Regions from separate parts of the Homo sapiens genome. Here regions 2, 3, 4 and 5 are each linked to region 1. The links are chromatin contacts, found by Hi-C or POLR2A ChIA-PET in ENCODE. All regions are on one chromosome and are shown on one strand. Each heading gives the region's core, a stretch centred on a gene start or an enhancer-like site at or near the end of the contact. The rest is flanking DNA. Distances are from core to core; before and after follow the strand shown.

The links. Hi-C counts contacts between places; a loop is a spot of excess contacts on that map. ChIA-PET counts read pairs that join two places held with the same protein, here RNA polymerase II (POLR2A). Pooled maps may share reads with other maps.
Region 2: a map of GM12878 shows a loop between it and region 1 (2.5-fold over the local background). The contact joins the enhancer-like site here to the promoter of MEX3C in region 1. A Hi-C loop is called at or near these places in 1 of 168 maps with a recorded cell type or tissue (GM12878), 14 of 37 single-sample maps with no recorded cell type and 5 of 50 pooled maps.
Region 3: a loop to region 1 is called in a pooled map, with 4 times the contacts of the local background. The contact joins the promoter of MAPK4 here to the promoter of MEX3C in region 1. A Hi-C loop is called at or near these places in 6 of 50 pooled maps. POLR2A ChIA-PET finds 5 or more read pairs at or near these places in 2 of 52 experiments (H1 and WTC11).
Region 4: a pooled map shows a loop between it and region 1 (9-fold over the local background). The contact joins the enhancer-like site here to the promoter of MEX3C in region 1. A Hi-C loop is called at or near these places in 1 of 168 maps with a recorded cell type or tissue (naive thymus-derived CD4-positive, alpha-beta T cell), 4 of 37 single-sample maps with no recorded cell type and 10 of 50 pooled maps.
Region 5: a map of ascending aorta shows a loop between it and region 1 (6-fold over the local background). The contact joins the enhancer-like site here to the promoter of MEX3C in region 1. A Hi-C loop is called at or near these places in 1 of 168 maps with a recorded cell type or tissue (ascending aorta) and 6 of 50 pooled maps. POLR2A ChIA-PET finds 5 or more read pairs at or near these places in 1 of 52 experiments (Caco-2).

The regions. Positions count from the first base shown.
Region 1 is chr18:51,195,800-51,200,619 of GRCh38, forward strand. It overlaps MEX3C (mex-3 RNA binding family member C), which reads right to left and starts at 1,882. Exons shown (of 2, transcript NM_016626.5): 1 at 768-1,882. The coding sequence starts at 1,521. RefSeq lists enhancers at 1-507, 136-185, 2,306-2,395 and silencers at 846-895, 916-965, 1,226-1,305, 1,446-1,555, 1,576-2,105.
Region 2 is chr18:51,723,578-51,728,307 of GRCh38, forward strand. No RefSeq gene overlaps it. Among named protein-coding and RNA genes, the nearest start is that of LINC01630, 330 kb to the left of the region's middle. Within about 2 kb of position 1,939, at least 2 of the 41 ENCODE cell types and tissues checked have a DNase peak (open chromatin) inside an H3K27ac peak, as active enhancers do; they include GM12878, where a contact is called at or near this core.
Region 3 is chr18:50,557,384-50,562,286 of GRCh38, forward strand. It overlaps MAPK4 (mitogen-activated protein kinase 4), which reads left to right and starts at 2,704. Exons shown (of 6, transcript NM_002747.4): 1 at 2,704-2,860.
Region 4 is chr18:50,314,024-50,319,116 of GRCh38, forward strand. It overlaps the pseudogene RNA5SP458. Among named protein-coding and RNA genes, the nearest start is that of CXXC1, 29 kb to the left of the region's middle. Within about 2 kb of position 1,553, at least 3 of the 41 ENCODE cell types and tissues checked have a DNase peak (open chromatin) inside an H3K27ac peak, as active enhancers do.
Region 5 is chr18:50,653,408-50,658,488 of GRCh38, forward strand. All of the region lies in intron 1 of MAPK4 (mitogen-activated protein kinase 4), which reads left to right. Among named protein-coding and RNA genes, the nearest start is that of MAPK4, 96 kb to the left of the region's middle. Within about 2 kb of position 1,379, at least 11 of the 41 ENCODE cell types and tissues checked have a DNase peak (open chromatin) inside an H3K27ac peak, as active enhancers do; they include ascending aorta, where a contact is called at or near this core.

The sequences.
Region 1 (4,820 bases), core at 632-3,131:
AGTACTGGTGTGCTGGCAAGTGAAGAGGAGAATTAACTGAAAACTGTATAAACCGATGAAGTTTCTTAATTACCTTAGTGTCCATTTTTTCTTCATCCTGCACACTGAACAGTTTTAAAAGACAGCCAGTGTGTCAGTGTGTCTTTCCGAGAGTTGAAACGTACCGAGAGAAATACAGTTAAGATAGGCGGCAGTGAGTTGGGCTGCTTTTCCAAAGCTAAGTTTCTCAACAGCGGAGGGGCAGGGGATGGCGGTGATACCGACCATTTGAACACCCCTTCCCTCCCCAGTGAGCTCTGTCTACAGGCCTCCATTTCTGTTCTTTTCTCCATCTGAACAAGTTCTTGTAAGGGAGGCTGAACGCTTTTAGAAGACACTCGGCGGCGCAAACTTGCAATCTCGAAGCTTTCCGTACCCAACAGCGAACCCACAACTCCTCGAGCCCGACCTTTTACCACCTCACTGAGGTTTCTGGTGCCACGCCAGCCTGGTGTTCCACGAATACAGCCCAAGTAACGTGAACACCACCGGACTGGGTCGCCCGAGAAACTTCACACTTTTTACCAGGCAAGACGGGCGGAAAAGCGTGGGTTTTCGCAAGGTGACCCATCTTCACATCTGGTCGACCCTCGGCTCCTCCCAGACCCCTTCGCGGTGGACTTGGGGGCCTCGCCGGGTTCGCCTTTTCCGTCCCACGCTCCTTTCTCTCGTCTCCCCACCCACGCCCGGGGCCATGCCCAGCTGGACCTCCCCACCCCTGCACTCACCCTGGCGGCCGACGATCTCGGCGACGTGCTCGGAGCTGGGCACCGGGACGCACTCGGTGGTGTTGACGCTCTTTCTCCGGAGCAGGGCCGCCTGCTCCCCGTTCAGGGCGGCCGCCGCCGCCCCACAACCGCCGGGGCCGTAGGCGTGGGACAGCATCGCCGCCATCATGCCCTGGGCATCGTCCCCTCCGTACAGCACCCCCGCCGCCGCCGCCGCGGCCGCCGCCTCCCGGGCATCGAACCTGGCGGCTGGCAGCAGCACAGACCCCAGGGACCCGCCCGGGATCTGCTGGGTCTGAGAGGCGGTGGCCGCGGGCGGCGACAGCAGCAGCAGCGACGACCGGTCCTCCTCCTCTGCTTCCTCCAGCTCCTCCTCCTCCAGCAGGTCTCCGTCCAGCTCCGCTTCCTCCCCCTCCTCCTCGTCCTCTTCCAGCTCCAGCTCGGCCGCCTCCGGGGCCCCGGGCCGGCCGGGCGGAGCCCGCTCCTCTGGAGACAGCTCCGCCGCCCGCCGGGCCTGGCCCTGCGCCGCCGCTGCCGGGGCCCGAAGCGCCGGGGCGCCGGGCTCCGCCGGGCTGGGGTCGTCGAGGCCTAGCGCGGCCAAGCGCTCCCTCAGCAGGAGCCCGTCCCCCTCGAGCTCCGGGCCGCCCGAGGGCGGCGGCAGAGGCGGCGGTGGCGGCGGCGGCGGCGGGGGCGGCTGCGGCAGGGGGGCCGGGGCCGCCGCCAGGGCCAGGGCCGCGGAGCTGCCGCTGGGCATCGCGGCGGCGCGCTGTCAATGGCGGCGGCGGCGGCCGGGTCAGGCGCGGCAGGCGGCGAGCCCCATGGCGGACAGGGCCAGGGCCCTGCTCAGCTCGCAAACACCTTTCCTCTGGGGAGGCGGCGGGGCTGGGGACCCGGGCCGAGGAGCGCCAGGGCCGCCCGGAGACCGGAGAGGGCGGGGTGGAGGGGCAGGGGAAGGAGGCAGAGGTAGGTAACTAGGTGGGTGGGTGGGGACGGCGGCGGGGCGGGCTGGTGGAGGTGGCAGCGGCTCCCCTCTCAGTGTTTCTTTTGTTTCATGGCCTTAACCAGCCCCCGGCGCGCGCGGCGGCGGCGGCTACGCCCCACGCCGCTCTCCGAATGAAGCCGGCGCGCTCTGATTGGGTGCTTTTAATCTCTGGGAGCCCGCCTTCTCCTCCCGCAGCCTTCCAACTCCTTTCCCCAGCCCCACCCCCCACCCTCCTTCGGGCCCCGCCCCTCCCCTCCCCAGAGCTCTCTGATTGGGTGACCGGGACCAGCCAGTTCCCGAAGCCTACTCCTTCCGTCCTCTCCCCGCCCACCTCCCTCTCATTCCTCCCGGCACGCGCGGAGAGGGACTGTGATTGTTCACTTTACACGTCACTCTTTGTGACGTCCCCGGCGGGGGCGGGAAAAAGGAGGCGGACGAAGGCGCTGCAGCAGAGGCTGAAACTAAGGGCCAAGCGGGGTTTTGGCGCAGGCGCGTGCGGTCGAAGCGCACACCTGGATTTGTTTCCCCCCAACCCTTCATCCCTGTAGCCCATGTGGCTGAGTTCTTTTAGGGAAGGCACTGTGTGAGCGGCCTGGAGCAGAGCTGCAGGCATAGGTTCGAGAGCATTGTTTCCTTGGGTTGAGGAAGAGATCGCCCCCTTCAGAGGAAGGGCCTTAAGAAGAGTCACGGAAGGAGGGGCCACGCAGTATCCTCCTATCCCCTCGCGGGGGCGGTTTCCTGAGCCGCGTGGCTCCCGGGCCTTCCCTCTCGGACTCGGGAATGCTCCTCCCACGCCCCGCTGGCCCGGCTTCTCTGCCGGCAGGATGGTTACATCAGCAGCCTGGAGGTGCTGAAGTTTAGCTCTTCGGGGTTTTTTGTTTTTTTTTTTTAAACGGAGTCCAGCTCTGTCGCCCAGGCTGGAGTGCAGTGGTGCGATCTTGGCTCACTGCAACCTCCGCCTCCCGGGCTCAAGAGCTTCCCCTTGCAGTGGCTCACGCCTGTAATGCCAGCACTTTGAGAGGCTCAGGCGGGCGGATCACGAGGTCAGGTCAGGAGTTCGAGACCAGCCTGATCAACATGGTGAAACCCCGTCTCTACTAAAAATACAGAAATTAGCCGGGCATGGTGGCGCACGCCTGTAATCCCAACTACTCGGGAGGCGGAGGCAGGAGAATCGCTTGAACCCGGGAGGTGGAGGTTGCAGTGAGCCAAGATCATGCCACTGCACTCCAGCCTGGGCGACAGAGCGAAACTGCGTCTCAAAAAAAAAAAAAAAAAAAAAAGAGTTTCTCCTGTCTCAGCCTCCCGAGTAGCTGGGATTACAGGCACGTGCCACCACGCCCAGCTAACTTTTGTATTTTTAGTAGAGACGGGGTTTCACCATGTTGGCCAGGCTGGTCTCGAACTCCTGACCTCAAGTGATACGCCCGCCTCGCCCTCCCAAAGTGCTGGCATTACAGGCGTGAGCCACCTCGCCCAGCTCTTTGGTGCTTTTTAAGAAAATGAATCCCCGTTTCCTCCTCCCTAGACACTCTTCCCACAGTATTGCTCAGGTGATCTCACGCAGTGGCTATCTTTTCTAGAGGTTATTATTTCTGTTTTTGTTGAGACAAGAGTCTCACTCTGTCGCCTAGGCTGGAGTGCAGTGACATGATCACAGCTCACTGCTGCCTTGACCTCCTAGGCTCAAGTGATCATCCCGCCTCAGCCTCCCCAGTGCATCACCACGCCCGGCGCGCATCACCACACGTGGCTAATTTTGTTTATCTTTTGTAGAGACTGGGTTCTTACCCTGTTGCCCAGGCTGGTCTCAAACTCCTGGGCTCAAGCGATCCTTCCACCTGGGCCTCTCAAAGTGCTGGGATCACAGGCGTGAGCCACCGCGCCTGGCCTCTAGGGGGTATTTTTAAATGGCTTGTTAAAAATTATGCTTCTTAACTTTCCTCTGTCTTAGGCTGTGACTAGCCCGTCTATCCCTTTAGTACTAAGTCCTGCCAGGTTAATCTTAGCCAGCAGCTTGGTCCTATACCTACAGATACAATGTAACAATGTAATTTTAAAATTTCTAAATGACCCCTTTAAAGCAAGAAGAAACATAGTTTTAATAAATACACTTAGTTCAATATGTCCAAAATAGTATTTCAACATGTAAGCCATATAAAATTACTGATAATGTTTACAGTTCTTTTGCATTAAGCCTTTGAAACCAGGGTGTGTTTTACACTTCCAGAAGTTCTTTTCACACTAACTGCATTTCAAGTACTACTCAGTAAGTACTCTAAATTTCTTGATTTTAAAATTATAACGGGACACTTTCTATATTGGATTAATTTATTATACCTAATTGCCTTAAACTCGTTTCTTAAGAGTCAACTTTAATTGAACATATACTTTTCTAAATTGTCTAGGCTGTTACCAAGACGGAGAAGGCTAAACTGTGACTTGCATTTGCTATTTTGTGCCCATAGGACATTTGCACAGTCCTACCTCACCCCTCTGATCAAAGACCTAGAGACTTTTAGCTAACACTAAACCTTTCCTGTTACTACTCCTAGATTTCCCCAGCCCTCCTAGAACCCTGTGTCTTGCTTCTCTAACAACACAATTGTAGCAGTAAGCTCTGGAGGAGGTGGGTTTATAGAAGAAATCTTGCCCTTACCCATAGTGAAAAGTGATCTTTTCCTTCCCTACCTTCCCAATTACGCACAATTTTCACTGATTTACTACATTGACACCCTTTTCGAGATATGCCTTAAGGACACATTTCATGATATTTTGATAAAAGGTACTAAATCTTTTTTAATGTATCAATGAATAGCTTATACAATTAGACATTTACTTATAGAATATGCAAAATGTTTGCTGTCTGATATTTAAGTTTAAACAATATTATTTGAAGGGAAGAACTTCTAAAAATCAAATCCAATCAAGGGAGAAAGCCAAATAAAATATACAGCAGTCACCCCAGGATATGTTGGTCATTGGAAGGAAATACAAATGAAACTTGAAAGTCCTTCTCTCCACCTCTTTTCATGAATTATCATATAATGCTCACTCCTTAGTCTTCCCAG
Region 2 (4,730 bases), core at 689-3,188, 530 kb after region 1:
GGTAGAACAGTGGAGACTTCGGGTGGCTCCTTACCCTTCATTGTTCTATCGCAGTCTCACCTGAGTCTTCATTTAAACATTTAGTTTCCCTGTCCCTTTCCCTGAAGATTTTGGGATAAAGATCAACAATCTGTCTTTTTCTAAACCAGTGCTCCTACATGATTCTCAGGGTCTTTCAAATTCAAGAGACACTGGCCTAAAGGAGCTAAGTCTGAGTCTTAGCTCCTTTAGTAAAAGGATCTTAGAGATCATCACTTCCCCTCATTTTTCAGATCCATAATCTGGGGTACAGGGAGTGTCTGGGCCCTGCTAAAGTCATCCTACTCACTGATCGAGAAACTGTCTTGAGAACCTGGGTTTCCAAACTCCTGGCAAGGTATAGGGTGCTTTTTCTGCCACACCACCTGAAGATCGCCAAGATGGATGCATATACCTGGCGCCTTCGTGGAGATCAGAGGAGGACCAACAGCAACACATTAATCTGAGAGAACGTGCCTTTCCAGTAATATCCAACCGGTAGCTCATGTGATCACCCGGCACCTCAACAGTGTGCCATCCACCTCAGAGGGCTGGAGAGATGGCACCAACTAATCCTTCATGCCTGTTCCCAGAAAGAGATGGTGCTGGCCATGTTCAGTCTTGTCAAAATCTCTTTCCTGAGGCTTCTTTCTCCTCTCTTTATGTTTGCATCTGGGGAGTTAATCAAATAGATTGTGAATATTGGGAAAATATTGTATTTGATTTTACGTTCTGTATACAGCCAATGATAGGTCCTCAGAATATGGGGAAAATGATACAAAATTAGCTTTTTCTACTCTTTTGACTCAACTGAATTTTACTATGTGCTCTTTAAATCCAATATCTGTAAATTATTGCTGGGATATCTGGTATCTTTAATGAAGTCCATTTATTTTAAGGACATGTATAAAAATAAGGGAAAAAATCATTTACTGAGAGTATAAAAATCTGTTTAGGTGTTTTGAATATATTATATGTATTATATACTTGGTAGAATTATAAAGTAATAGGACTTTTTTTTTAAATGAACCCAAGTTTTCATCCCCTTCAAAGAAGTATTCCTGGAAATTAACCTGTGAGTCATATTAAAAAACCAAAAGAAAAACCTGCTTCATTTTTTATCCCAAACTCTATAATCTTAAATGATCATTCATACCACTACTCAAATTCCAGGTGACTTTTGAAAGGGGTTCCAAGAATCAAATTTGCCTGTGAACATACAGGTTTAAAATATTTAAATGCATGTGTTTCAGTTGTTGGGGAAATATAATTCTGCCAACACAAGACCCTTCTGAAACATAGAGAAGAGGGAGAAACCATTTATTACCTGGTGAGCATTATCAGATTTACACACACATCCAGCAGCATGGAAGTGACTATAAAGTCTGGACAGAATCGCACATAAATTTATACAGTAAAGTAGAAAAAAAGACAATTAAAATGTCTCATCTGTTTGACAGACAAATGAATATGCACCTTGTGATTGTCCCTATATGCCTCCCGTGTTAATTTTGGAGGCATGTATTTATAGTTCCAAGGGTCAGAAGGCTTGTGACCTGCTTTGTAAAATCAAAAGTTCTGTGGCCTCTTAGTTTTCAGAGACACTCTAAAGAGGAGAGCGCGAGAAGACATCCACATCCCTTATTAAAGAACGTTTTGTCACTTTACACTTACATGTGCCTTGAAGCCAATTCCCTAAGAAATGTTCCAGCAGTGATCTGAGACACATCTGTATGATTGGAAGCAGGATGTTACCTGCTAGGGTGACTATTTGGAACAAAACCCACTAATTTAGTTATCAAAGTCTCAGTATGTTTACTTAAAAAGTCAGTTCCAGTCCCAGTTTGTATGTGGGCAGAATTGCTAAATGTGAACGTTCATTTAAAAAGTCATTTTGCTGAGTCACTCATTCAGTGAAAACCCAAGGGAGTTAATTACACAGTGGGAGTAGAGGCCGTGAGGGCAGATGACTCGATTTGCTCACAGAAAGGAGATGGAAGTGAGGGCCCAGCTTGAGGAGCTGCCTGGGTAGTATTTTCTGAAAGACTAGCGGGAGTCCAGACACTTCCCAACTTGAAGGAAGTGCTACTCTTTTGTTTTAATGCTGTGACTTTGACTAACAGCTAAGCGGAAGCTGTGAGGTAAAGTGCCAAAGCTACAGGAAACAGGTAGAGGATTTGCCAACAAATAGAAATAATTAACATTTTCTTCTAAACAAGTAGTGATATGGGAGGCAACCTCATTGATGTTATGCTGGTTTGTTTTCCACTTTCTTTGATATACTCAGCTTTTTATTTTATTTTTTATCTTTTGAGACGGAGTCTTGCTCTGTCTCCCTAGGCTGAAGTGCAGTGGTGTAATCTCGTCTCACCGCAACCTCTGCCTCCCAGATTCAAGCAATTCTTCTGCCTCGGCCTCCTGAGTAGCTGGGACTAACAGGCGCCCACCACCATGCCCAACTAATTTTTGTATTTTTAGTAGAGACGGGGTTTCACCATATTGACCAGGCTGGTCTCGAACTCCTGACCTCAAGTGATCCACCAGCCCCGCCCTCCCAAAGTGCTGGGATTACAGGCATGAGCCACCACGCCCAGCCTACTCAGCTTTTTAGAGCAGCTCTATCCCATAAAATTTTCTGCGATGATGCAGATGTTCTGTATCTGTAGCTGTCTATATGTAGCCAGTGGTCACGTGTGACGATTGAGCACTTGAAATGTGGATCATGTGACTGAGAAACTCAAGATTTAATTGTGTTTAATTTTAATTAATATAAATGTAAATAGTTACAAGGGCCCAGCAGCTACCGTATTGGACAATACTTTGGAAAGAACCAAGTACTTCTATAGTTCCTGGAAAGTACTTATACTTTTTTTTATAAATTTTGCTCATTTATTTTTTTCTTCCACAGCCATATTGTTAACTGAAAACACATAAAGTACGAGTGTTACATTTTTTTTCTTTCTTGTTCCAAGTAACTTTTCCCTGTGTCTGCAGCGTTACAGGCCACTAAGGTCAATCTCATCCTCTAGGACAGGACTCAGTGGGAAGCGTGATTGCCTGGTAGTACTAGGCTTTTTCAGACTTGTTGGCACCCACCCTGATCAAGAGCTAGTAGAGCTGACATGTCTTAGCAACTTGGCAGACAGAGAAATCACCACTCACTTGGCTTTGGTCATTTCCCTTGTGTTCTCTATTTCTTTTCTGAGAAGACTCTGGGGAAGTGAGAAATTGCACTGCTCATGCTGTGGGCTCTGGCACAGAATTCTGGCTGTTGGGGCAGCAGATGTGCTGCGGGAGGTATCTTTCAAGGAACTGCATATGGGCCAATGTTGGAGGAGGAGGTATCTTTTTAGATAGGATTCTTTCCCTGCCACACAAATGCTGGCTCTTATCTCTATAATTCCCCTGTGAGATTTAATATCTCTTTCAACACACGACCATGTGTGTTGAATAAAGGTTGAATAAAGGCACAAAGCATAATTGCTTTCATTTCAAATCCTGCTGGCTTTATGTATATTCCTTAAACAAACTAGAAGGACACTCAGGGATGCTGTGACATTATTTCTTCATTTCACTAACACCTGTGCCGGAGACCCAGGGAGGGGAAGTGTCTTTTTGGGGGTCAGGGTTGCATGGCTGGTTCCTATAGAGACTGGATTTAGTCGATAAATTCTTGAAATTGGTTGAATTTGATTATATCGTCTCAATCATTAAAATATGATATATTTGATTTAGGGGTAGTATATTAATAATATTTATCCTAGTCTCCCCAAGAAATTGGGAAAGACCTTTGCTTTAATTTTTTTCAGGGCACCAATCCTGTAGTGAGCTCCTGCATGTACAAGCAATATGCTAGGGCTGTAACCTCTGCCTGGTGTCATTACCTTCATTAACATCAGAGTCTTGATAATAAAAACCCCAGGGCTAGGACTTCTGGCCCAATGTTGGGAAATAAATTCAGCAGCTATGACTTTAGTGACCCAGAGAGTCCACCCAGTCAAAGGTGACTGGTTATATTCAATGAAATTCCTGAACCAAAGGGAAAGCCTCTGTCCCACTGGAAACAGGCCCCCTCTCATGACTGTTCTCATTAGAACTGAATTGAGTTTCTCAGAGAATCCCACAGCCCTCTGCTAAAGAGAGACATGAGCCGTGGGAGCTACTTTTTTGGGTACTGATCCATCTGAATGCTGCCTCTGATCTCAGCAGAGCAGCTTGCTACCTACTACTTCTGTGAGTTTACTAGCCATCTTAGCCTGTGTTCTATTTGTGGTTTTATGGTTTAATCACCTAAGTCTATTCCATCTGAGTTCCTACTTCCTCTTTGCTTTTCCTGCCTTGCTTTTGGTAGTGTGCTTTGGTTCAACCCTCAGCCTACACCTGTGTTCCAGATGAGTCCATCTTACATCCTGACTCAAAAGAGGGGAACCTTATTTTGAAGCCTTTCTCTGGCTTCCTGCTTGCCCTTCTGTGTCCTGCCTGGAGCCTGTCTCTGCCACAGAAAGCAAATTCTGATTTGTTGTCTTCAGTCTGGTCCTCATAAATATTTTTCTAAAGCTTTTCTAGATAAAAAAGAAAGATGACTACCTCATAATTCTGACCCTCTATTTTCTCTGTCCCAGCTGCTGGTCTGGAAGAGAGAAGGCTGGATGCAGGAACACTTTGGCACAGGCTCCTAGGATCCTGGGATCAGGACATAATAAATTTACTTT
Region 3 (4,903 bases), core at 1,454-3,953, 640 kb before region 1:
AAGGAAAGGGAGAGGGAGAGGGAGAGGGAGGGAGGAACAGAAAGAGAGAGAAAGAGGTAGATAAATAGAGACAAGGAGAAAAAACGTCAGTCCTCTCCCAAGAAAGAAGCAACCCAAGAGGAAGAAGGGCACCTGGCTGCTCAGGGTATCCCCTCATCTAGAAGCCATGGTATAGTGGGTTCCTCAAACATGGCCAGTGCTTACCCCCGGAAGAGAGGCCACATGCAAAGTCATTGGCCCCGATGCCAACTCCTCCTGGGAACAGAAAGGGTGGGGTCAGGAATCTGTTTAATCACCTAAGTTGCTTCCCTCCTCTACCTAGATCTGAGTCAAAAACAGGTGCCATGGGAGACAAATTTAGCCAGCACAATATTTTTGAAAAGTATACCGAAATACCCTAAGCAAGGCAGACAGGGCACTTTTTTGCTCTGTGCAGCACCCCTTGCCCCCATATCCTCCAGGGCTACTGTAGATGTGGGCACCCCTGGCCTAGCTACCGAGTTACAGCTTCTGGTGTCTAGTCACAGGCAGTAAGGAAATGCTGGCTCATTTTTTTTTCCTCCCAGAAAAAAAGTCTTCAAACAGAATGACCTGGTGAACTTCCCAACTCCAGAATTCTGTGCAGTTATTTTCTAGTGACTGACACCGACTTCAGCCAGCTGTTTCTTTAGAAGTCTTCCCTATGGAGTAAAAATAAGAAATAACTTGTTTCCTGATAGCAGCAAGGAGAACAGAACACCACTTTACCTGACAGTGGAGAGCCCCAGACAGATACTCGCTTCCTGTTCATTCCCCTGCCATCGTACGGTAATGGGCACTGATATTAAACATGCATATTTCACAGTCTCTTGTCCCGCGATTTGGAGGATGGCCATTCACTATGTATGAACCACTCACTCATGCTCATCACACAGAGAAAATTACATTTTCCCAGTTGCCAAATGGAAGAGATAAATTATCTCACGTGGACAAGCACATTGCTCTCAAGAGCAGCTTCCAGACCTAAGATAAACAGATTAAAAAAAAAAAACAAAAACACGCTGGAGGGGGACTCTGAGCTTTCCAGGTGTTGATGGGGGTCAGTCTCTTCATTCGGACTCGCCAGATCCTCACTTTGCAGTTAGTGGGCTTAAAGTGGCGGGACATTTGCCCTTCTGTTTCTTTTGGATTAAATGAGCAGCCTTGGGGCCTCTTATTCTTCCTTCATAGAAGAGATGTTATAAAAATGAATAAATCAACACAAAACATTTCATATTTATGCCTACTTGCTGAATTGATACTACTTGTAATGAAAATCAAGGAAGCAAAATGTTAAAATGTTCTCTTTGGGGAAGACACATTGGAATGTCTTACCACAGATATACACACACTCGCTTGTTACACACTCCTTCCTTATCCCTAACTATTCTCTGAGGTTAATGAAGGTCCTGATAACTGCAGTCTCTAACTTAGCATATCATCCTAAACCTACTACCTGCACACATAGGAGTCGCAGCGCAACTATGTACTAATGGCAGCCAACACTCATTACCCTTCATACCACCATCACTGTGCAAACCCTTAGTGCATTTTCCAATATGATCCCACAATCCTTCATTTTTATGTTTTGCCCACGCTAAAATTCGACAGCGAATTCTTGCAACAATTATTAAGCGTCTGGAATTGTATTAGGGTCTGGGGGTAGAGGTGGGGGACGAAGCGGGAATAACTGCAGTACACAGCAGACCCTATGAAAGTGCCAAAACGCAGGTCTCACTCGGAAGGCTTTGGGAGTTGGGAGAGGAGAAGGCTCATGGGCAGCTAAAGCCACCAGTGACCTCATTATGCAATATTTAGGTTATCAGACTTTTCTATGCCTAGAAAAGCAGCGCCTCAACCATTCCAACGGGACGCACCGCGTTCAGTGACGACCCTCATCGGTGCCCACAGCTCTGGGCTCGCTGAAGGCACCACAGAAGCACCAGTTATTACCAGTGTTAGGGTCCAGTGGCTTCTTCTGTCCCTTTCCTCTGGATCCCAAAGTGTTGGTTCTCTTTTGTTAGTTTTATTCCGGTCATGCCAATGAGCACAGATTCACAGCCCAGGCGGCCCGCTCGGAATCCCAGGCCGGCTGGGGACCGGTGCACTTGGGCTCCGCGCCCCCTCGACCCTCGGCCCAGTGCCCCTTCCCGCGCGCGCGGGTCTCCCCGGTTCCAGAGCCCACCGGTCCCCGCCGGCTCCTTCTCCCCACCCACCCTCCCACCGGGCCCCCGGCGGCTGCAGCCGCGCGGGGCTGGCGGGGCGGCGACCGGGCTCAGGCAGATCCCCGCTTCCCGCCTTCTCGGCGCCCCCTCCCTCCCGGACGGAGCCCGAGGATCCCCCACCCACGGCGGGCGTGAGGAAGGGCTTCTGAGTGACTGGAGCTCTACCGCGTGTGCCCCGGGAAGGCCAGGCTACCCGGGACGGGGCTCGGCTCCCCAGGTGAGCTCGTCTCCGCGGGACTGGGTCCGGGAAGGCCCCAGGACCGCGCGGCTGAGCGGCCTGGAGGCTGCGGGAGGGCAGAGCAGGGCGCGCGGGAGACTGCCGCCCCCGGGCGCCCAGGGCCCGGCTCCCCAGCGCCACCGCCGCAGCAGGTGGGGGCCCAGTGGGCGGGGGCGGGGCCCGGCTCTGGGCGGAGCCGAGGCGGCGGCGGCGCAGGCTGGGGCCGGGGCCGGGGCGGGAGCCGGAGCCCGAGCTGGAGCAGCGAGCCGGGCTGTCGGGGCGACCGCGGGAGCTCGCCGTGCGCCGTGGCTGGGACCGGCCTGGCCGAGCGCGCCGGCGCCGCGGCCGCAGACAAAGGGCGGCTCGCGCCCGGGCCGCCACGCTCTCGGGCTCTGCCTCGGTAAGTGGCTCCCCTCCGCTGGCTTTCTCCTCCCGCCGCCTGCGCCTCTCGGAGTTCGGCGGGCTCCGGAGAAGCGGGGAAGAGATGAGACTTCCCCGCCCGCACTGCCTCCCCACCTTACCCTAACAATAAGCCCCCCAGGCCAAGCCACTGCCAAACTAGCGAGTTTCCGAGCGGCGGGGGTCTCCCGCGGGACCCGCCCGGCTGCCCTGGGTGAGCTCCTCGCCTGCAGACCGCGCGCCGGTGCTGTCCTGGACCCGTTTGGGATGGGAGGTTGCCGCTGGGCTCCTCGCGTTGTGTTTAGGGGAGGAGGACGCAGGGGCCGGGCGCCGCTAGGGGACCCCACCCCCGGGGACAGTCCGGAGCGCTTGGGGTCGCCGAGGGGCAGTTCACACTGCGAGTTCAGATTCGGATCGCAGTCCCGATTATCCTCCCCTCCAGCCTCTCCCTTTCTCGTTGAAGGGTTAATACAGCGTCCTCTCCCCTCGCCACCCGACAGAGGCGCCTACACTGGCGGTAGGTAGCCCCTGGGAGAGGGGGAGTGGGGGGACCCCGCCGCTTTCGCCGCTGGGCGACCCAGAGCCCCAGCCTGCCGGAGAGGGCAGCGGCTCGGGTTTGACATCCCAGCTGGGTCCCGGGCCGGCTCCCTGAGCCTCCTCCCGGGTTGCTCTCTATCAGGAAAGCAATCGGAAGTCAGGCCGGCTTTTGCTTTTGTTCTGCCAGCTACTCTACGGAATCGTAGGTGAAGCCGGGGTGGGCGGATGCCCCGGGAGGGGGCTGTGGCGGGAGTTCCAGGTGCGTCCCCGAAATGACCATTGGAGGCGGCGGCTGTTTCCCGCCCCTGGGTGGGGAATGGATTCCGATCGCTAATCGATACCCTGGAGCCAGCAGTGGGTCAGCAGCGTCCCGACAGAGCGCAGCGGCCGCGTACTGTCACGCGCCTCTCCAGCACTCTCGAAAGCACTACCTCGAGACGTGCATTTCCATTCATGGATCTGTGCCTGGGGGTTGATTAATGTCACCCCTGCCTGGGTTGAGGAGTGTCCACAACTGCTCAGTAGCCATTTACTGGGAGGTTACTGTGTGCAAGGCAGCTATCTTAAATAACCTTAATGTAAAATATACTTATTGAGCACCTACTATGTGAAAAGCAGGTATACTGCAGACTTTTCAATTGAATGGATATGTATTGAGCACCTACCCCGTGCGAAGGTGAAGCGTCATGACGTTCTCAATGTAACAGATATTTATTGAGTACCTACTATGTTCAAGATAGCTATGCTATGACCTTATTGTAATATGTATTTACTGAGCACCTACTAAATACTAAAGGCTTTTTTGCTGAAGGGTTGCCCAGTGTACTTTTGGGGTACGGATAGAAACAAGGGAGAGAAAATATAATATCTTCTGAACCTCGAGTCTTCAACTCCTTTAGTGACCTGCGTTTTAACCTTTCCAAACCGCTTGTGTGGTGTATGAAGGGCTAGTCTTCTACACTTGAGGGTACACTTCTATGCTTGAGGGTTTGTCAGACAGGAGCAGGGCTGAATAGTAAAAAGGCTTGCTCTGGAACCTCTTTCCAATTCAGTTTCCTTGCATTAGAAAAGTCAGCCTCTTTGCATAAAGCACCATGGAGTTATCACAGGGAATCAAAGGGCAATAAGGCAAAGCCCTAATGCTCAAAGGGACAGAGAATCCATGCTGGAGACAGACAAAAAGACACCTCCCTTTTAATGCTACTGTCATACCGTGCTTAAACAGCTATTGTGGGAATACTCAGTGCTTTAAACTAAATAACAAAGCAACCTTGGATCATCTGATCCAGAAGTTCTAGACAACTGACCTAACTCCTAGAATTCTGCTTTTGAGCAGTGAGGGATTAATTGTAATTTTTCTTCATGTCAGAAATTAATTGCATGTATTTTTCAATTACTAAAAAAAAGCAAACAAATAGAAATTAGTGATTTGTATTAATCCAGAACCTAATCTGCTTTAACTCAATTACTCCAGATGCGTGAATCTCCTGTTGGGTTGGTTGCAAGT
Region 4 (5,093 bases), core at 303-2,802, 880 kb before region 1:
CCACCGTACTCTCTGCCTCAGAGGGCTGACCTTTGTGGACTGTTTCATGAGTAGCCTTTGACTTTTGGCTTACAGCTGGTTTAATCACTGGGGAGGATCACCAGGAGACCTAGAGACTGGGAGGTGAATGAGGGAGGGTGGTTGCTGTCCTGGGAAGTGAATGAGGGAGGGTGCTTACTGTCCCAGATCTTTCCCTGTCGATTCTCTATGGGTTACCAAGTACCCTAGCAAATTTCACAGCTCCTCTCAGATGGCCCTCTCCCATACAGCTGTTCTCAATAGGTTTCCATAAACATTGCCTTCCAGGCTAGATGTAGTAATAGTTCCCTGGTGTTGCAAACTGTAGGGAACCTACTATTGCTTATTGCTTTCCCTAAATACTATCTGCACATTTTGCTGGAATTCTGACTGAGATATGTACTCCTTTTTCTTCAAATAGATTAACTCATGCTTTCAAGTCTTATAAATCTCTTATTACTAAATATTGGAGAAATTTCCTACCATAAAGCTCCTACATTGATTCACCTATATTGTTTAAATAAGAGGCCAATGCTCTAATTTCCAATTACCTCTGAGCCTCTCTGGCATCCAGCTCACATTATAGGTAGTCAGAATTTAAGATATCTTTCATTCATTGTTTGGGTTGGACATTTCATCTTCCCATAAGTAGAAACATTTCAACAAAAATGTGAAGTGTTGTGATATTTGCATCCTAACTTCAAATGGTTGAGAACAAAATTTTCAAAGAAAATGAGAATACAAAAATAAAAAAGTGATTAATCCATACATAGATAGAGATAAACAAATGAGGAAAATATTAGTTGGTAAATCTTGGTGTTCTATGTAGTAGCAGTATTCCATTTTTCTGCAAGTTTGAAGTCTTTCAAGTAAAATATTGAGCAGAAATATTGCTGTGAAGAAATTTTTGACTAGCCTGATTTTTCTATTGTGCATGATATTTTTTCTTTCTTGCTTTAAAGCTTGCACAAATATCTTTTTATTCTTGAAGTTCATTATGTCAATTAAATTGTGTTTCTGTGTTAAGAATCTTACGTTAAAATTTCTCAGAGCATGGCATTTTTTTTCCAGATGGTGGACAAGTGTGGTGCAGCTGTGTATTTACCTAATCTTTTTTCAAAGTCAGAATTATTAAAGATCTAGAATGAACAGAAAAGATTCAAATTAAGAGTGACTATTTGAGAGTCATTAAAAGTCTGTGAAACGAGGGGATGTCTGGGAGTGCAGCTGGGCGGCAGCATCATGACGTCACAGATGAAACACAAGCACTGGAGCCAGGGAAACTGACTCCTCCATTCAAATTCTGACTTTACCATTTGTCAGATGTGGAACCTTGGTCTGATAATGCAACATTTCTGAACCTCAGTTTCCCCATCTGTAATATGGGGTGAATCTCTGTCTTATAAGATTGATGACAGAATTAGAGACAAGGAATGTAGACACTTAGTCTGCAATAAGTAGACTTATTCAGTGGAGCTCAGTAAGTAATTGGTCATTATTTTTCGTACATTAAGGGCTAGGTTACTGAAACCTTACAAATGCTTTCAGAAATTGGCAGGAGGAAACCACACATGTGTACTCAAGCAAGGACACCACACGGAGATACTGTGTTAAGCAGTTAGGCAAGAATAGAGTCAACTAATCATAGCAAGCCTTCTCTCCTCCCCCTATATTACCTGAATGGAAGGAACACTAGAGAAACACAAATTTTTGCTGCAGCATTGCCTTTTCACACTTAGGTATATGTCATTATTCTAGAAGAACATGTACCAACAACATTTGCTTGTTCATTTAAGGCAGTTTTTGCTGCACCTTGTGAAATATCTGTTCCCACAGGTGGCTTTATTTCTTCACAAGTTTATTCGTTTCACTGTTGTAGTCTCAATATTAAAATTGTGTGGTACATTGAAATTGTCAAAAGACAGAAGTTAAGTTCCCTGCCTCATTGGTATGAGCCCATTTAATAAGTTTCCTGCAGAGTTTCTGAGATAATTGCCTTCTTTCTCTTTAGCTGGGTCTGATTATATAACAAGAATAGATCCTATAATGAGAGACTTTATGCAAACATTAGACATCATAATTCCTTTCAAGCAATTAATTACCCTCAAGATTAAGTAAATTGATGCAACACTTGATAAATGTTTCAATTAATTAATTAATTTGAAAATACTTTTATATACAAACCTGAGTACAGCCTTGTTTTTAGTGATGTGAAAGATATTTTCATGAAGGCAGAGGAAAAGAGTACTCAGAAAAAGAGTACTAGCAGGCCGGGTGTGGTGGCTCATGCCTGTAATCCCAGCACTTTGGGAGGACGAGGTGGGCAGATCACCTGAGGTCAGGAGTTCAAGACCAGCCTGGCCAACATGGTGAAACCCCATCTCTACTAAAAATAGAAAAAACTACTGAGTGTGATGGCGGGTGCCTGTAATCCCAGCTACTCAGGAGGCTGAGGCAGGAGAATCACTTGAACCTGGGAGGTGGATACTGTAGTGAGCCAAGATCGCACCACTCCACTCCAGCCGGGGCAACAGAATGAGACTCTGTCTCAAAAAAAAAAAAAAAAAAAAAGCTGTATGTATCAAAACAGTGTGGTAATGGCATCAGGCTGGACATATAGATTAATGGAATAAATTGAGAGTCCAGAAATAAACCCATACATCTACGGTCAATTGATTTTTGACAACAGTGCTAAAATCACTGGAAATCTGAAGTTTCATCTGGGAAGACAAATTGCTGGGCATGACTCCTATGGCTTAGGCCTGAATCACCTAGTTGCTTCTCCACTTATGTCTGGTCCCTGTGCTATAATGACCAGTAAAGTGTGTGCTTTAATGACACAGTAAAGTGTGTGCTGTCAATGACAAGAGTTACATATGGCCTCTCAATGTAGATTGGACTTCATCACAGCATAGTGACTTTGGAGTAGTCATAGTTTTATATGGCGGCTTAGGGCTACTGTGTGTATGTGTGAGCAAGTCAAAAGCTGTATAGCCTCTTATGAGCTAGCATTGGAAGTCACATAGCATCACTTCTACTATACTCAGTGGTCAAAGCAGTCAGAAACTCACGAACATTCAAGGTGAAGAGAAACAGACCAACCTCTTGATGGGAAGGGATTCAAAGAGTTTGAGGCCATTTTTTAAAACTACCAGAATGAAATTTTCAGCCATCACTTTGCAAGCAGAAAGAAATAGAAATTATCCACTTAAAACGTTAAGAATTCTGAGATTTCTGAAGGCAAGGAAAAGGAAAAATATCTATTGTACAAAAAGGACATATTACAGAATGAAATTGCCATGCTAAGAGTGGAACTGAACAAAATAAAAGAATCAAGATCATAAGATCTCAGAAGGGCCAGGTGAAAAAATTATGAAAATTATAAATCAAGATCAGAGAAAATATATTGAGGATATTAACATTTTAACATAAAAGAATTTTGATATTCAAAAGATAATAAAACTGGGCAAAGAAATATTAGCCAAAACAATATTCAGTATAATGGACTACTTTATGCAGTAATACCTGAGAAAGCAGCATTGAACTCAAATTAATAAATGAAAAACAAAGCAAAGAGAAATTGAATATTACGGTTGGATATGTTTTTTTGTTTGTTTGTTTTTTGTTCTTTTGTTGTTGTTTTTGAGACAGAGTCTCGCTCTGTTGTCCAGGCTGGAGTGCAGTGGTGTGATCTCGGCTCACTGCAACCTCTGCCCCTCGGGTTCAAGCGATTCTCCTGCCTCAGTCTCCCGAGTAGTTGGGATTACAGGCACCCGCCACCAAGCCGGTTGGGATATGTTATAATTTATTTGGCCCTGCCAAGTCTCATGTTGAAATTTTATCCCCAGTGTTGGAGATGGGGCCTGGTGAAAGGTACTTGGATGCTGGGGACAGATCCCTTAATGTCTTGGTGCCTTTCTTGCAGGAGTGAGTGAGTTCTCACTTTTAGTTCACATGAGAACTGGTTGTAGAGAAGAGCCTGGTACCTCCTCCTCTCTCTCTCAATTCCTTTCCCACCATGTGATCTGCACACACCAGCTCCCCTTCCTCTTCCACCATGAGTGGAAGCAGCCTGAATTCCTTGCCAGAAGCAGATGCTGGTGCCATGCTTCTTGTACAGGCTGCAGAACTGTGAGCCAAATAAACCTCCTTCCTATGTAAATTACTGAACCTCAGGTATTCCTTGATAGCAACATAAACAGAGTAAGACATTGAATCATCAGGTTCCAATATTTTCATTCGTCTGAACTAAAATATAACCATGATGTGCCTTCTCAATAATGTTGAAAACTAAATGTTAAAGTAGTAACCTACACAATGAGCTTTATCGCACTAAAGTTACCCTCTGAACCAAAAGATATTGGTTAGACCTCCTATCACAGAATGTAAAAAGAAGGAAAGTGAATACATGTGACAACATGAACGCACAAAATGAATATATTATACGATAAAAAACCTTAAAGAAATGATCACTGAAACTACAAAGTAAAAATATATTGTTTTCAAACAATGGGGTAATATGCACAAAAAGATTATGAAATAGAAAAACACAATGACTAATATAAAAGATAAATTGTGTAAGTATGCACAACAAATCAAGCTGAGAGTGAAAAACAAACACATGCTGGAAGAAAGAAATAACTAGTTATTCAAAGAATATCATCACTTGAAAGAAAAAAATAGGTATGAAGTTGGCAAAGCAGAGAGAGGGATTATAGTGTGACAACTTTGATAAGATCTTGCTGATACTATAAAAAAAATCTGCATTGGAGGCCTTCCTGAAGGTCACATACCTTTATCACATTTATTCAGAAAAAAAAGGCTAAAGATATAAAGGAGATAATAGGTCAAATCATATGCCAGTTGGAAGTAGTGCAAGATGGACAAACACCGGTGATGTGGTATGCTGAGAAGGCACAGTAGCAGCAGATGCAGAAGTCTGAAATAGAAAACGCCAGGTTTTCTATGGCATACCAACCTGAGTGTGCCCAGTCTCATCCAATCTCAGAACGTAAGCAGGATTGGGCCTGGTTAGAACTTGGATGGGAAAATGCCAGTTAAAATCTGTACTAAAA
Region 5 (5,081 bases), core at 129-2,628, 540 kb before region 1:
TTCCCAAGATGAGTTAAGGAAGCAAGGTAAATCCTTCTCCAAGAAACTGGGAAAATTAGAAAAACAGAAGCAAGCACTCAAGGATGCTCAAGAGTGCTCTGTAACAGGAAGCCCCATGGGAGATGACAGAGTTCACTGGTGTTGGAACCACGCCTAGTTTAGAACCCAGGCTCTACCTTCTAGGGTGTGATCTTGAGGAAGTCATTTCAACTCTCTGCAAAATGGAAGGAAGCGGAGGAGAATGGGCACCTGCAGGGCACCTACTGTGCACCACGCACTGTGCTGAGTTGATTAATCTACTGAGAATAGTTCCGCCTACCTCACAGTGTAACTAATGAAACTTCAACTTAAACGTTGTTGAATGTGTATGACTATGCCCAGCACCTAGGAGGCCCTCAATAAAGGCTAGCGCAGTTGGACTGTGTGCCTGGGGAACAAGGCAGGGATTGGTGCCAGAGACAAAGAAAGATCCCGTTAGCAATGGGAGCGTGAGGTCAGAGTCAAGGCCACCGATGCACATGGGCTCCGACTGAGTGCCAGCTCCAGATGCTTGGCAGAGGCTCTCAGGAGTGCTGTTTTAGAAGGACTTTGATTCTCCTGGCTCATCAGGAGAGAGTCATGACTGATTATCAATGTCTGCCATAGGCACAAAATGGAGTGAAGTAGTATATACGGCACACATCTGCCATTGCTGGTCGAAAGCAAGATAATACGGACTCCTGTGGCTACAAGCCAAGGATCTTTGAGCATCCCTGCCATGGGCTAACCCTGCAGGTAGAAAGTAAGTGGTCCCATTTATGGGTCCCAAAATTCGGCAGGAAAACTCAGGTCTGAACACTGAGCTGCCAGAGGACTTTCTGCATTCCCATGATGGCTTATTAAATGTGGGCTCACAGAGTTATCTCCCAATTCAGGGAAGGCACAGTGGCCTGCAGGCACCATTCAATAAGTACTGAAGCCAGTGTGGGAGAATTAAAGATGCAGGCTCTGCCTCTCCTCTGAGAAGCTCAGATCCGGCTGGGATCACTTCCCTTCAGAACACAGCCCAAACAAAGCAAGCCCCAAATAGGGCCTCACCTTATTTAGCCACTGAAGTCATAATTGCACTGATTTAGATTTTGAAAGAGGCCACCATCTTCTGCTATCTCAGATCTCCTTCCTTTAAAAAGAGAAGTTTCCCCTTGAATCTACAAGGGTCAAAGGTTGCAGGAGTCGTTTAAAATCAGAAGGATTTACACACCTGCTACACATGCCCCCTGGCACACTTGTGGACCAGAAGCTGGACTCAGCCTTCAGCCTGGGCAGGGGCCTTTGTGCAGCTGGTGCTATGCCCGTGGCCACCGGCTCCCAGACTTCCCACGCAGGGACCCAGATGCTCCCCTTCCCCAGCTTTGCTGATGTGGTGCTGGAGTTCCGACGAGGCAGCCGGAATTTCTCTCCGTGCTATTTTAGTATCGCTGAGAGGCATGGGAAGGCTTTGTTCTCCCTGGCTGGTTACGTAATTTTCAAAAGGAAAACAGAGCAAAGCCTGAACGCTCCTGGAGTTTGCTCTTTGGGGAGGAGGGAACTCCCCACCCAGCATCTGATGTTCCTTCTGCAAACTTCTCTTCCCTCCCTCAATTCTTTCCTCTAACCACCCCACCTCAGGGAGGTGAAGATAACAGGGTCCCCTCCTGTTTCTTTCTCAGCAGTGTCCCCACAGGCGTGTTCTTTAGAAAACCGTATTGAGGGAAACACAACCCAGGGTGGGTGGCATCACTGCCTCCCAGGGACCTTAAGATGTTTGCAGTCACCACAGGCTCACACGTCCCAGGGGGAGAAGGCTCACCTGAGGCCCATCATGGGCAGCAGAGCCTGTCAGTGGTTCCTCTGCTTGAGATGTATTTATTTTAGACTAAGCTGGGCTTTTGGCTCGGGTCGGTTGGTGTCCTGCTGGCTGGTGTTTGTGAAGGGTCATCCCAGGTCCTGGGCTGGGAGTGGTGCTGGGCATGAGAGAGGAACAGGCATAGGGACTGTAGCCCAAGGTTGGCATCATGGGCGGCACCATTAGGAGCAGCCATCTGCCCATATATCAGGGTTTCTGCAAAGGAAAATGAGTTCCTGAGCATGCACAGGTCACTCCACACGAACCACTGCAGCCTGCACTCCTCTGGGGTGGAGGGAGCAGCGCTTAATTTCAAAAGCCGGAAAGCCAGGGAGAGTTGTTTCTCCTAATTCCTGGGGGTCCCCCTGCCGCCGCTGAGAGTGAGACCCGGCTGAGTCTCAATGGTAAAGATCAGCAGTTACACAGCAGTTCTTAACTCGGTGAGGAAACACCTCTGGTCATTATGCTTTTGGGGGCCTGTGTGGCCTCCTCCCTTGAACCCCTGCTTTTAGCCCCTACTCACTCTGGAGGGATTTAAAAAACTTTCTTTTCTGGGCCTCAGGGATGCTTTTTAAATTTATCTTTCCATGTGGGTTGTACTGTGTCATAACCAAAATCTTACTGCAAACATGGAGCCATTCCTGTGTCCACTGATATTTATTTATTGAATCCCTCTCTATATGCCAGACACTGCCCTGGACCCTGGGTTACATCAGTGAAAACAGACAGGTAAGGTTCCCCTCCTCCCCAGAATTCTATCTGACTCTGGAATCTAATGAGATCCATGCCAGGTGAGACCCAGGACCCCAGACTCAAGGAGGGCTTTTCAAGGCCTCTTCTCTATTTTAGAAAGTCAAGAACTGCAGATCTCCAAGTCCTTCCTCTCCATTAGTTAGCTATCGCTGTATAACAAATGTCCCAACATTTATTGGCTTAAAAACAACATTTATTACCACGCAGCTCCTGAGAGTCAAGAATCTGGGCATGGTTTAGTTGGTGCCTCTGACTCGAGGTGTCCTGGGATGTCCATCAAGCTGTTGGCGGGGCTGTAGTCCACTCAGGGCTCAACTCAGGGAAGGGTTGCTTCCAAGCTCACTCACACGGTGGCCAGCAGGTCCATTTCTGAGAACTCACAGGGATCCCCCCATAGGGCTGCCTCAAGAAGGAGCAGCAGCTTCCCCAAAAGCGAACAGGAGAGAGTGATTACCTCAGATGGAAGCTACAGGCTCTTTATAACATGATCTCAGAAGTGGCATCCCATTCTTTTTGCCAAATTCTATTCTTTAGAAATGAGTCAGTGAGTCCAGCACCCACTTAAGGGGAGGGGATGACACAAGGCCTGAAAACCAGGATCACTGGGGCATCTGGGAAGCTGCCTTCCACATCCTCCAAGAGCCTCTCTGACTGATGGGACTCACCCTGCTTCCTGCTACGCTTATAGTAGGAATCACACAGTTGGCCCCTGAATGTTCCTGCATTGTTTCCATAATTATTGTTGTAGTTCCACTCCCCCAATATGAATATAAGCTTCTTGAGGTCAGAAGCCATGTGTCCTACCTCTTCTCACTTTCCATTTAGACCAACCGTGTGCTGAGCAAGTTACTGTCAGATCATCTCAGCCTCAAGTAAAAAAAAATGTAAAAGTCCAAAGCAAAAATGTCTTAAACAGCAGTAGGGCTTAACAGTCTCTCTTGGCAAGAAAGCTGGAGGTGGGTAGTTGCAGGCGTGGCTCAGCTCCTCAGCGATGCCAGCAAGGTCCCACACTCCTCTGCCACCTCCCCACGTGGCCTCAAGACAGCTGCTGCAGCACCAACACCACTTCCTCTACAACCGCATCCACAAACAGGAAGTAGGATTTCTTCTTGCTTGGGAAGGAAACCTTTTCCCTTAGGACTCCCCAGCAGGCTTTCCCTTAGGCTTGTTGACCAGAACAGGATCATATGACCACCCCTAAAGCAATCACTGCCAAGAGGGAATTGTATTACCACAGTTGGTTTAGATTCATGGTCCTCAACAGGGATGGGTTTGGGAGATGACATCACCTCCTGGGACTCCGGGAAATGTGAGTCTGACCCAGGGACCAGGGAGCGCTATTGGCATTTAGTGGGTTGGGATCAGAGTTGTTAAACTTCCAGCAATAGTATATGGTACAATCCCATAAAACAGAGAGAACTGCAGAAGCTGAGGCCGGAGTCATTGTGTAATCACCTGAGTGAGCTTGGAAGCCGATCTTCCTCCCTATTTGAGCCTTGAGATGACTGCAGCCCTGGCCAACAGCTTGACCTTGAGTCCGAGGCACCCAGCTCAAATGCCAACACCAACCCTGTTGAAAACTGCTGATTGAGACCAGTGATTTTCAACCAGAGGTGATTTTGTGCCTCCCCGACAGGTGACAGTTGTCAGTGTTTGGAGACACTTTCAGATGTCACAGCTTGGGGGTGTGACTGGCATCTAGGAGGCCGAGGCAAGGGATGCTGCTGAACATTCAGCCGTGCACAGGATAGTCCCACTGCTAAGGATCACTTGGCTCAAGATGTTGACAGTGCTGAGGCTGAGAAACCCTGGTTTAGACCCACTGGGAGTCATTCCTGGGTAGGCTCAGCTGCCTGATGGCCGAACCAGACCTGGTTTGTTCGTGAGGAGGAAGCAGGAACGTTTCCTGGGTAGGTGGCCACAGTCAGTGTCAGCTACAGGCCGTGCTAGTCAGGATGCCTGCAAGTCAGCCAGCTCGTCCCAAGGATGCCCAGTCCCTGTGCCACAGGCTCTAGCATGGCTGAGGTTCACAGTTAAAGGTCAAGAACATGATGGAAGGTGGGGGTGTGGTTGTTTAAAATCAAGGGTTTTTTACTCCACTTTTAATATTATTTCAACATTCTATTTCTTGGTTTCTCTTTCCATAGAATGGGCTTACTGTGGCCTCCATACTGGGTTGAACAAAGGCTGAAAAGGTGGCTGCCTCTTGCTTTAATTTGAGACATACCACAAGGTGTGCCTACCCCACATTTTTCCCTCACTGGGCCTGAAAACTCACACTGAGCCTAGATGGTTTGTGGTAAGAGTCACTCGCTGGGGCTGAGATCATACTATGGCGATTAGAGCGTGAGTGTTGGACTTGGACCAACCTGAGTTGACATCCCAGATTCTTCACCTGCCAGAGGGTGACTCTGGGAAAATCACTTCCCTCTTGGAGCTCCATGGAGGACGATATCAACCTCAC